Regions from separate parts of the Homo sapiens genome. Here region 2 is linked to region 1. A link is an interaction called in ENCODE POLR2A ChIA-PET data of the cell type or tissue named here. Cell type or tissue: PC-9. All regions are shown on one strand. Links, peaks and the distances in the headings refer to the core of each region. The heading gives the core; the rest is flanking DNA.

What was found. ChIA-PET counts read pairs that join two places held together with the same protein. Peaks named below come from ENCODE experiments on the same cell type or tissue, not always from the same donor. Only the 100,000 strongest peaks of a DNase experiment are listed, where the experiment ranks them.
Region 2: POLR2A ChIA-PET joins it to region 1 with 7 read pairs; 2 of 35 experiments call an interaction of 5 or more read pairs at or near these places.

The regions. Positions count from the first base shown.
Region 1 is chr2:38,713,604-38,719,429 of GRCh38, forward strand. All of the region lies in intron 4 of GALM (galactose mutarotase), which reads left to right. All of the region lies in intron 1 of LOC124905993 (a long non-coding RNA gene), which reads right to left. Among named protein-coding and RNA genes, the nearest start is that of SRSF7, 35 kb to the right of the region's middle. In PC-9, for the core only: no CTCF peak of the experiment used is centred there; a DNase peak (open chromatin) is centred at 2,808; H3K27ac peaks cover 2,160 bases.
Region 2 is chr2:37,905,447-37,911,272 of GRCh38, forward strand. No RefSeq gene overlaps it. Among named protein-coding and RNA genes, the nearest start is that of RMDN2, 17 kb to the right of the region's middle. In PC-9, for the core only: no CTCF peak of the experiment used is centred there; no DNase peak of the experiment used is centred there.

The DNA.
Region 1 (5,826 bases), core at 500-5,499:
CTGTCTAGGTTGAAATCTTGTCAGGTGTGCTGGCTCACATTTGTAATCCCAGCACTTTGGGAGGCCAAGACAGAAGGATTGCTTGAGCTCATGAGTTTGAGACCAGTCTGAGCAACATAGAGATACCCCATCCCTACAAAAAAATTAAAAAATTAGGTGGGCATGGTGGCACACACCTGTAGTCCCAGCTACTGAGGAGGCTGAGGCAGGAGGATCACTTGGTTCCAGGAGGTCGAGGTTGTGATGAGCTGTGATCGTGCCACAGCACTCTAGCCTGGGCAACAGAGCAAGACCCTGCTTCAAAAAAAAAAAAAAAAATTTACCAGCTGTGTGATCTAGGACAATTTATTTGAGTTCTATAGGCCTCATCCAATGATAATAATTGGACTTACCTTATTGGTTGTGACAACTAAATAAAAAAAAAATACATATAAAGTGCTTAGAACAGTTCCTGGCATTTAGTAAGAGCTTTGTAAGTATTAACTATTATTAGTACCATCATCATCTTTATTGCCACTATTTACTGAGTGTCTAATATGTACCAGACATGTCTAAACACATATAGTACATGCATTATTAGCTCATTTAACTACTTTGGGGTTTTTTTTGCGGGGGGGTTGTTGTTTTTTGAGATGGAGTCTTGCTCTGTTGCCCAGGCGGGAGTGCAGTGGTGTGATCTCGGCTCACTGCAACCTCTGCCTCCCAGGCTCAAGCAATTTTCCTGCTTCAGCCTCCCGATTAGCTGGGACTACAGGCGTGCACCACCACACTCGGCTAATTTTTGTATTTTTAGTAGAGACAGGGTTTCACCATGTTGGTCAGGCTGGTCTTGAACTCCTGACCTCAAGTGATCCGCCCACCTCAGCCTGCAAAAGTACTGGGATTACAGGTGAGCCACTGCGCCCGGCTGAACTACACTTTGAAACAGGGTGTAACCCACTTGGCTCTCAAGCAGAGCCAAGTGTAGAGAAAAAGGCAATATAATAATTATCTGCTTTCTAGTCCTTCCTTTTAGCCACTGGAGAAAATAGTAACCACTTTCTGTGTTAAACAAACAAAAAGAAGAAAAACAGCAAAACTGAAACAAACTAACAAATCCCCTCAATATTTGATTTCCAATTTGTGAACCACTCCAATACAGATAATTCTGAGAAGCATGTAACAACCAGTAAGAAAACCTAGTATGTTTGCTTTAAAGTCATAGACTAGTTTTCAATGGATAGTCAACTAGCATTGGAAATAAAAGAGTAAGATCAATGTTGTAGGTTCATTTGGTCTATAGTATAGTTTACCTGTGATGTTTCTTTGTTGATTTTCTGTCTAAATAATCTGTCCAATGCTGAGAAAGGGGTTCTCAACTATGATTGTACTGGGGCCTATAGTTGGATTTTTTTCCTTTAGCTCTAATAATATTTGCTTTATATATCTGAGTTCTTCAGGGTTGGGTGAATACATATTTACAATTGTCATAGCCTTTTGCTGACTTGATCCTTTTTATCATTATGTAATGAACTTTTTTGTCGCTTTAAACATTTTTTGTTTTAAAGTCTATGCTGTGTGATGCAAGCAATAGCTACTCCTGCTCACTTTTGGTTTCCATTTCTGTGGAATATCTTTTTTCATCCCTTCACTTTCAGTCTATGTGTCTTTATAGGTGAAGTGAGTTTTTGAAGGCAGCATATACTTGGGTCTTGCTTTTAAAATTCTTTAAGCAAGTCTGTATATTTCAGTGCTTCAGTTGAGGAAGCTAAAAATGGGAGAGTTCAGTAACCTGCACAAAGTTAAACTGGTAAGTAATTGGTGAAGTCAAAATCTAGAATCAAGGCGTTTTTGTTGTTTATTTTTTGTTTTGGAGACAGGGCCTTGCTGTGTTGCCCAGGCTGAAGTGCAGTGGTGCAATCACAGCTCACTTTAGCTTCATCCTCCTGGGCTCAAGTGATCCTCCCACCTCAACCTCCTGAGTAGCTGGGACCACAGGTATGCACCACCACACCTGGCTAATTTTTGTATTTTTTGTAGAGACAGGGTTTTGTTGTCCTGGCTGGTCTTGAACTCCTGGGTTCAAGTGATCTGCCCACCTTGGCCTCCCAAAGTGCTGGGATTATAGGCGTGAGCCACCGTGTCCGGCCTGCAATCGAGTTTTCCTAACTCCAGAGTTACGCTGTTATTTCCCTCTGCTACTGTCCATAGTAACAGCCATATTACTGAGTACTTACCACTTGCTGAGTAGGGTGCTGGGCACTTTACATGCCTTATTTCATTTAGTGTTCGCAATAATGCTATGAGGTAGAGTCTCGTTATCCCCATTTTACAGATGAGGTAACCAAGCTTCAGAGAAGCTAAGCAGCCTCCACAAATTTATACAGCAAAGAAAGCCAGCCTTTAAATCCAGGCCTGCCTGACTCTAAAATCTGTTCTATTGAGTTTAACTGCCAAACAGGTGAGCAGGATGCTCCTAGGAGGGTGGTAACAGTGATTGGTAATCCATGACTTCTGGGATCCACTGAAACCCAGGGATATGCAGTTTGCCTAATCAGCCCTATTTTCTGAGCTATCATTAGGGACAATTTTCACTTTCTCTGATGCTTCATTTCCCTGCAGCTTCTGAAAGCTGTTGATTTGCTCAGATTAAGACCAGCTTCTGCGCCTTTCGCGTGTCAGATTGTTGTGTACGTGTTCAAGAGTATGGAGGAATCATAAACAGTCCAGAAGGAGGCCCTGGTGTACTACACAAAGTTTTTGCCACATTGCTATGGGAGGAATCTGTGTTGCTTGAGCAAACACTTGAGGTTATGTGACTGTGAGATTCCAAATGTGCATTTCAACATCAGGTCATGACGGTGCAACTTGTTTTGTGATGAATGGCACTATAAGTAGAACATATTCTATAGACCAAGGATTCTTAGCCAGGGATGCATGGCGGGGCTTCAGAGGCTCTGGGAACATTCTGTATGTGTGTGTGCATTTTACTGGAGAGAGATCTCATAACTTTTATAATATTCTCAAAGGAGTTCATGACTCAAAAAAATCATTTAAAAACCATTGTTCTCAATTTAAAAATCACTAGAAGAGGAAGCTTCAGAAAACAGAATAAGCCAGGCACAGTGGTGTGTGCTTGTAGTCCCAGCTACTCAAGAGGCTGAGGTGGGAGGATGGCTTGAGCCCAGGAGTTTGAGGCTGCAGTGAGCTGTGATTGCACCTGTGAATAGCCACTGCACTGCAGCCTAGGCAACATAAGAGACCCTGACTCTAAAAAACAAACAAACAAACAAAAAACAGAAACCTTAAGTACTCTAATGAAAATGACAGTGTGCTCTGGAGGCAGAAATGCACCTTCCTTTTTGCATGAAAGATTTACGCTATGGGGCCGGGCACAGTGGCTCATGCCTGTAATCCCAGCACTTTGGGAGGCCGAGGCAGGCGGATCACCTGAGGTCAGGAGTTCAAGACCAGCCTGACCAACATGGCAAAACCTCGTCTCTACTAAAAATACAAAATTAGCTAGGCGTGGGAGCACATGCCTGTAGTCCCAGCTACTCGGTAGGCCGAGGCAGGAGAATCGTTTGAACCTGGGAGGCCGAGGTTGCAGTGAGCCAAGATCACGCCATTGCACCCCAGCCTGGGCAACAAGAGCGAAACTCCATCTCAAGAAAAAAAAAAAAAGTTTATGCTGTGATTAATACCTGGTCTCTGTATTAAGGGAGTGTGTGTGTGTGTGTGTGTGTGTGTGTGTGTGTGTGTGTATAAAAGAGAGTGAGAGAGTACACACACTATGTGCCAGGTAAGTGCTAATATTAGTTCCATTTTTCTTTTTGAGACAGAGTCTCACTCTATCGCCCAGGCTGGAGTGCAGTGGCACCATCTCGGCTCACTGCAACCTCCGCCTCCTGGATTCAAGCAATTCTCTTGCTTGAGCCTCCCAAGTAGCTGGGTTACAGGTGCACACCACCATGCCTGGCTAATTTTTTGTATTTTTAGCAGAAACAGGGTTTTGCCGTGTTGGCCAGGCTGGTCTCGAACTCCCGGCCTCAAGTGATCCCCGCTGCCTCAGCCTCCCAAAGTGCTGGAATTATAGGTGGAAGCCACCATCCCTGGCCTTAGCTCCATTTTATAAATGGGGAAATTGAATCTTACAGAGGCATAGAAATACCCAAGATCAGTGAGTAAGTCCATGTGAGCCCTAAGACAGCTTGCATAGATTTGTAAAGCAAAATACGGAACAAATTATATAAAACCATTTTCTTTTTTTTTGAGACAGTCTCGCTCAGTAGCCCAGGCTGGAGTGCAGTGGCACAATCACAGCTCACTGCAGCCTTAACCTCCTGGGCTTAAACGATCTTCCCACCTCAGCCTCCCAAGTAGTTAGGACTACAGGCACGCACCACCATGCTTGGCTAATATTTTCTGTTTTTTGCAGAGACGGGGATCCTGCTATGTTGCCCAGGCTGGTCTCGAACTCCTGGGCTCAAGAGATCCTCCCATCTCGGCCTCCCAGAGTGCTGAGATTACAGGTGTGAGCCACTGCCCCCAGCCAGAAGACAGTTTCCAAATAACATGCTTAATATTTGTACAAGTATTTCTTTTTTTCTTTTCTTTTTTTTTTTTTTTCTTTTTGAGATGGAATCTCCCTCTCTCGCCCAGGCTGGAGGGCAGTGGCGCAATCTCGGCCCACTGCAACCTCTGCTTCCCAGGTTCAAGTGATTCTCCTGCCTCAGCCTCCCAAGTAGCTGGGATTACAAGTGCCACCACCTCGCCCAGCTAATTTTTGTATTTTCAGTAGAGACGGGGTTTCGCTATGTTAGCCAGCCTGGTCTCGAACTCCTGACCTCAGGTGATCTGCCCACTTCAGCCTCCCAAAGTGCTGGAATTACAAGCGTGAGCCACTGCTCCCGGCCCAAGTATTTCTTTTTTAGGGGAGAAAAAATTATTGGAGAAAATTTCTTTCCTACTCATTTCCCAAATTTTTCTAGGAAGTCTATGTCAGATTTCCTTTCTTTTTTCTTTTCTCCCTTAAAATAATTTTTAATTGTTATTATAAACAGGATGGACCTGTGCTGAGGAGTGTAGCAGGACTGTGGTTTTATTCCTGCACTGTCTACTGGGTTGTGTGAAGATGGGCTAGAAAGAGGATCTGTTGGGAAGGAAGAGTCTAAAAATGAATGAACGTCAAGAGTCAACGACTCTTACAGCATCATTACCGTCTGTTCCTCTTCTCAGAGAGTCAGGCATGAGGGCCACCAGGCAGGGGAAAAAATGACTTCAGATCATGAGAAATTAAAAGCTTTTAATTAAAATTCATCCGGGTGAGAGAGTGTTCATGGCCAAATATTACAAAAAAAGCTATTTTCCTGTAATCAGTGCTTGGTCAGAAGTTCATAGACCCAGTTCACTTTCTACCCCATTTCTTCAGTCTTCCCCCTCAAAATTAAGTTAGCGCTAGGAGCCTGTAGAATGTGTGTGGCATAAATGTGTCTTGCCTGTGCTACAGCTGCACTTTCACTGGTGGCTGGAGCCAGTCCTGTGCATGTTCTCTCCTGCACCTCGTCAGTTAGCCAATCCCAATTTACCCTCCAAGATTAGGATCCTGGCTGGGCGCGGTGGCTCATGCCTGTAATCTCAACACTTTGGGAACCCGAGGTGGGTGGATCACGAGGTCAGGAGTTCAAGACCAGCTTGGCCAAGATGGTGAAACCCTGTCTCTACTAAAAATACAAAAATTAGCCAGGCGTGGTGGCAGGTGCCTGTAATCCCAGCTACTCGGGAGGCTGAGGCAAATAATTGCTTGAACCTGGGAGGTGGAGGTTGCAGTGGGCCGAGATCACGCCA
Region 2 (5,826 bases), core at 495-5,494, 810 kb before region 1:
AGTCACCGGTTTGTTTATTGCATCTGCCCCCATGAGAGTGTCATTGCCCTGAAAGCAGAGTCCTCATGTGTCTTGTTCAGTGCTGTAATTCCAGACCCCAGAATAATGCCAGGCACATAGTAAGTGCTCAGTGGATACTTGGACACAGCCTAGGTTAAAAATAGTCCTAGTTCAGACTTGCCACAAAATCTTGTAAGGGACACAGCCATACACTTTCTTCTTTTACTCATGCAAGATCCAAAAAGACACACCTATGGAATACATTTATACAAAATCTTCGCAAAGAAATCAGGGAGGCATTTCCATGAACAGTGTTCAGTAATATCTGTCTGCAGACATAAGGACTACTTAAAAATAAATCCCTTAATGATATGATTTCAGGGGTTATGATACCCCTCCTGTCCGTAAAATTTTTCTAGGACATAGTTTCTCAAACTTGGCAATATATACATTTCGGGCTGGATAATTCTTTGCTGTGGGGAGCTGTCCTGGGCATTGAAAGATACTCAGCAGCATCCCTGACCTCTACCTACTAGGTGTTAGCAGCTCCTCTCCTGTCGTGACAACGAAAAATGTCTCCAGAAATTGCCAATGTCCCATGGAGGGAAAAATAGTCACCGGCTTAAGAACCACAGCTTAGGGCTTATTGAAGTTAAAAACCCACAGTCAGAGATATTAAAATGCAAATTCCTCTAGAAATGGTCTAATTTTACTTTTACTTCATCATTCATTCATTTTTTAACAGTGAATTATTCAGTAGATACCATGCACCAGACTCAGAAATAAGAGCTAAGAATACAACAGACATAGTGAATATTCTTGAGAGCCTCTCTCATTGTGGGGAGGCAAATGGAGAAGTAGACAAGTGCCAAATGGAAGGCCAGGGCAGTGATGGAGGAAGTGCAAGGGGCAGATTAAGGCAAAAGGACGGCCAGAGAGGATGGCTAGAGAGGATCTGTCATATCTTTTCTGGAGGGCTTTCAATGGGTTGGGAGTACTGGAGTAGGGAGAAGGATGCAGAAACGGAGACTAGTAAACTAAAAACAAATCTAGCTTACTTGGCAAGCTGGGAACAATTTGGTGGTGTTTTTATAAGGTGGATCTTTAATAGTCCCAAAATATCAAATGTGTGATGTCTTTCTTTGGTATACAATCTTTGTATTTATTTAACAATTCAAAATTAAATGTTGTAAAAGACAATAATAAATAAAAGCAACCAGCCAGGCATGGTGGCTCATCACGCCTGTAATCCCAGCACTTTGGGAGGATGAGGTGGGCAGACCACCTGAGGTCAGGAGTTCAAGACCAGCCTGGCCAACATGGTGAAACCCCATCTCCACTAAAAATCCAAAAAAAATAGCCGGGCATGGTGGCACACGCCTGTAATCCTAGACACTCAGGAAGCTGAGGCAGGAGAATCGCTGGTACCCAGGAGGCGGAAGTTGCAGTCAGCTGAGATCGCGCCATTGCACTCCAGCCTGAGCAAGAAGAGCAAAACTCTGTCTCAATAAATAAATAAATAAATGCAACCATCCTTAGAAGACCAGGAGGAAACCAAAGTCAGAGAGTTTTTCAGTGTACTTCTCAGGGCAAAAGGAGTCCATGCAGCTTACCTGTAGTCTGTTCCAGCCCTCAAACAGGAACACACAGATATTGGGGGCCAGGGTTCATAGCATTCCAGGTGTGATTTGCTTGGAATGTCCTGGAGGCAAGATTTCCTTGGTCATCTCTGGAGGTAGCAGGAAGTGGGGTTGACAATTTCGAGATGGCAACACTGACTACATTGTGACACTAACAGTTAAAAAAGGTTTGGATGGCTGGGCACGTTGGCTCATGCCTGTAATCTGAGCACTTTGGGAGACCAAGGCGGGTGGATCACAAAGTCAGGAGATCAAGACCATCCTGGCCAATACAGCGAAACCCAATCTCTACTAGAAATACAAAAAATTAGCCAGGCATGGTGGCACACGCCTGTAGTCCCAGCTACTCGGGAGGCTGAGGCAGGAGAATCACTTGAACTTGGGAGGTGGAGGTTGCAGTGAGCCGAGATCACTCCACTGCACCTCAGCTTGGGCGACAGTCTCAAAAAAAAAAAAAAAAAAAAAAAAGGTTTGGACTATAATACATTGATAATGACTAATTTCAGCTCCATGTTAGGTTTTTTTCTCACTAAAGTTGCCATACTTTCTTTTTCCTTCTACAGTTCACTGAACAACAACAAAAAAGCATAATTAATCCTCTGACAGCTGAGCAGCTGAGACCAGACAAGCAAAGCTGAATTTCAAATGACAATGTGTTAAGTAATTAAAGGAGAATGTCCCAGAAGACAGGAGTGATGCGTTTTACGTTTTGGAATCCAGAAAATTACCCAATTAATTAGCTAGATCCTTGCTTTACTTTATGGCCTTTCCAAAATCTCTGTTTTCTGGTCTCAACCACCTCCAGTCTCAGGGAGGGCAAATATTGAGGCTTAGATTGTTCTGATGGGGAAAGTGATAATGTGGAACTTAATTTAAAATATCTTCTCAAGAATGAAAAAATGCATGGACAAGAATGCTTGCTGGGAATTGTCTTGATGGTTACACAACTCAGTAAATTTAGCAAAAATTATTGAATACATACACTTAAAGTGGCTGAATTTTATGGCATGTCATTTATAGCTCAAATCTGTTTTTTTTAAAGAGTGCTTGGTGACGAGTTAATGGGTGCAACACACCAACACGGCACATGTATACATATGTAACAAACCTGCACATTGTGCACATGTACCCTAGAACTTAAAGTATAATAAAACAAAAAGTGCTTGGAAAGGAAAACATAGATGCACAGAAAAATTTGTTCATCAACACAAAAATAAATATTCATAGATACATTATTCATGAGAACCAAAAAGTGGAAACAATCCAAATATTCATGAACTGCTGAATGGCTAAATAAAATGTAGTATATTCATACAATGGAATATTATTTGGTAATTTAAAAAATGAAATACCAACATTATGTTAAGTGAAATAATCCAGGCAGGCACAGAAAGACAAACATCGCATATTCTCACTAATTTGTGGGATCTAAAAATTTTTAAATTGATCTAATGGAGATCAAGAACAGAAGGGTCATAACCAAAGGCTGGGAAGGGTTGTTGGGGGTGGGGAGGAGGTAGAGATGGTTAATGGGTCCAAAAACTAGTTACAATGAATGAATAAAGCCTATCATTTTTTAGCAAAACAGGGTGTCTGTAGTCAATAATAATTTAATTGTACATTTTAAAATAACTAAAAGAATATAATTGGATTATTGTAACATAAAAGATAAATGCTTGAGGGAATGCATAGCCCATTTTTCATGATGTGATTATTATGCATTGCATGCCTGGATCAAAAGATCTCATGTTCCCCATAAATACATACACCTACTATGTACTCACAAAATAAATTATTATTATTATTATTATTTTCAGACTGAGTCTCGCCCCGTCCCCCAGGCTGGAGTGCAGTGGCTCAATCTCAGCTCACTGCAACCTCCACCTCCTGGGCTCTCATCCTCCCAAGTAGCTGGGACTACAGGCATGAGCCACCATGACCAGTCAATTTTTCTATTTTGAGTAGAGACAGGGTGGGTTTCACCATGTTGGCCAGGCTGGTCTTGAATTCCCAATCTCAAGTGATCCGCCTGCCTCACAAAGTGCTGGCATTACTGGTGTGAGCCACCATGCCCAGCCTAAAAGTGAGTTTTAAAATTAAAGTACTGATACATACCACATGGGTGAATGTTGAAATACTACACTAAGTGAAAGAAGCCAGACACAAAAGACCATGTATTGTATGATTCCATTTATATGTTATGTCCAGAATAGGCAAATCCATGAGAGTCAGAAAATAGTTTAGTGGTTACTAGGTGCTGGGAATGAGAGGAATGAGGAGGGACTGCTAATGAGTATAGGGTTTCTTTATGGGGTGATTAAAAAATGCTGTAAAATTAGATTGTAGTGATAGCTGCCTAATTCTTTGAATATACTAAAAACCATTGGATTGTATACTTTAAATGGGTGAATTATATGACATATAAATTACATCTGAAGAAAGCCTTTACAAAAAAACAATGTTTGTTGCAGCATTGTTTATAACAGCAAAAAAAATCAACAATGGGAGTTGGTTACATTAATCATGGTAAAGCGATACAACCAAATAAATACTACATGGTGAAAAGAGATGCCATAAGTGAGCATCACCAAAATCACAGGGAGTGCTTGTGAAAACTCAGAAATTTTTGACTCAATAGATCTGCCATGGGCCTTAAGGAGGTGCATTTCTCACAACTTCTTTTATTCTTTTTTTTTTTTTTTTTTTTTTTTTTAGACTCCTATTCTGTCACTCAGGCTGGAGTGCAGTGGCACAAGTGCAGTGGTGTGGTCCTAGTTCACTGCAGCCTCAACCTCCAGGGCTTAATCCATCTGCCCACCTCAGCCTCCTCAGTAGCTGAGACCACAAGCACTTGCCATTACAGTTGGCTGATTTTTGTACTTTTTGTAGAGATGGGGTTTTGTCATGTTGCCCAGGCTACCCACACTTTCTCATGCTGCTGGCCTTGGGACTGCTCTCTGAGAACCATATCTTTGTATATGTAAGAAAAGAACAAATGGTCACAATATATTGTTGAAGAATCAAAAGGTGGTTGATTAAATTGTATGAGGCTATTAAAAATATAGACATTTACATTATAAATATTATCCCTGTAGACATTATACATTTTATTCATATGACATATGTGAGCACAGAAAGAAATGTCTGGAAGGCTGGGTACCCAAATATTAATTATTTTTACTTTTTGGTAGCAATTTTTATCTTCTTAATAATTGTGTTTATTTTTACAATGAGCCACATGTCCTTTATCAATCTCACAAATTATAATAAATATCGCAAAGTGTGAAAATGTGAGAAATACTTCGTCTAGTATGTTTTAGAAACATTTTTCACTTTGTTCCTGTTATTTTCTGCTTTTATATTTTTTTAGTCATATGTGTCACCTTTTTCTTTTTTTTGAGACAGAGTCTTGCTCTGTCGCCCAGGCTGGAGTGTAATGGTGCAGTCTTGGCTCACCGCAACCTCTGCCTCCTGGGTTCGAGCGATTCTCCTGCCTTAGCCTCCTGAGTAGCTGGGATTACAGGCATGCACCATCATGCCTGGCTAATTTTGTATTTTTAGTGGAGACAGGGTTTCTCCATGTTGGTCAGGCTGGTCTTGAACTCCCGATCTCAGGTGATCCACCCGCCTGGGCCTCCCAAAGTGTTGGGATTACAGGCGTCAGCCAGCGCACCCAGCCATCACATTTTTCTTTATAGCTAATGTGTTTCATGCCATTATTAGAAAAATCTTCCTGCTTTTGATTAAAGCTTTAAAAAATTTTTGTCTAATTGTATGGCTTAATATTTTATGGCTAAATCTGTTGGTGTAGCAGAGTAGGCATCCATCTAAAATTTTTTGTATGAGGCTAGTCAGTTATAATTTTGCTATTTCCTAAGTAGTTCCTCATTTTCCATCGGTTTCTAATGTCTACGTCTACATCTGGGTCTATTATTGGGCTCTAGTCTTTTCCATTAATTACACTATCCTTGCACTGGTTCTAGTAAATTTTAATACTTGCACTGGTTCCAGTAAATTTTAGTACTTGGGAGAGCTAGTCCAATTTCATTATTAATTTTCAGACTTTTCCTGGTTACTGTTACATTTTCTTCTTCCAGTTAAACATTAAAGTTATTTTGTCAAGTGGACCAAAATGAAATGTTTTTGGTTGAAAATGTGTGGATTTATATAAGGAAACATAGCATCT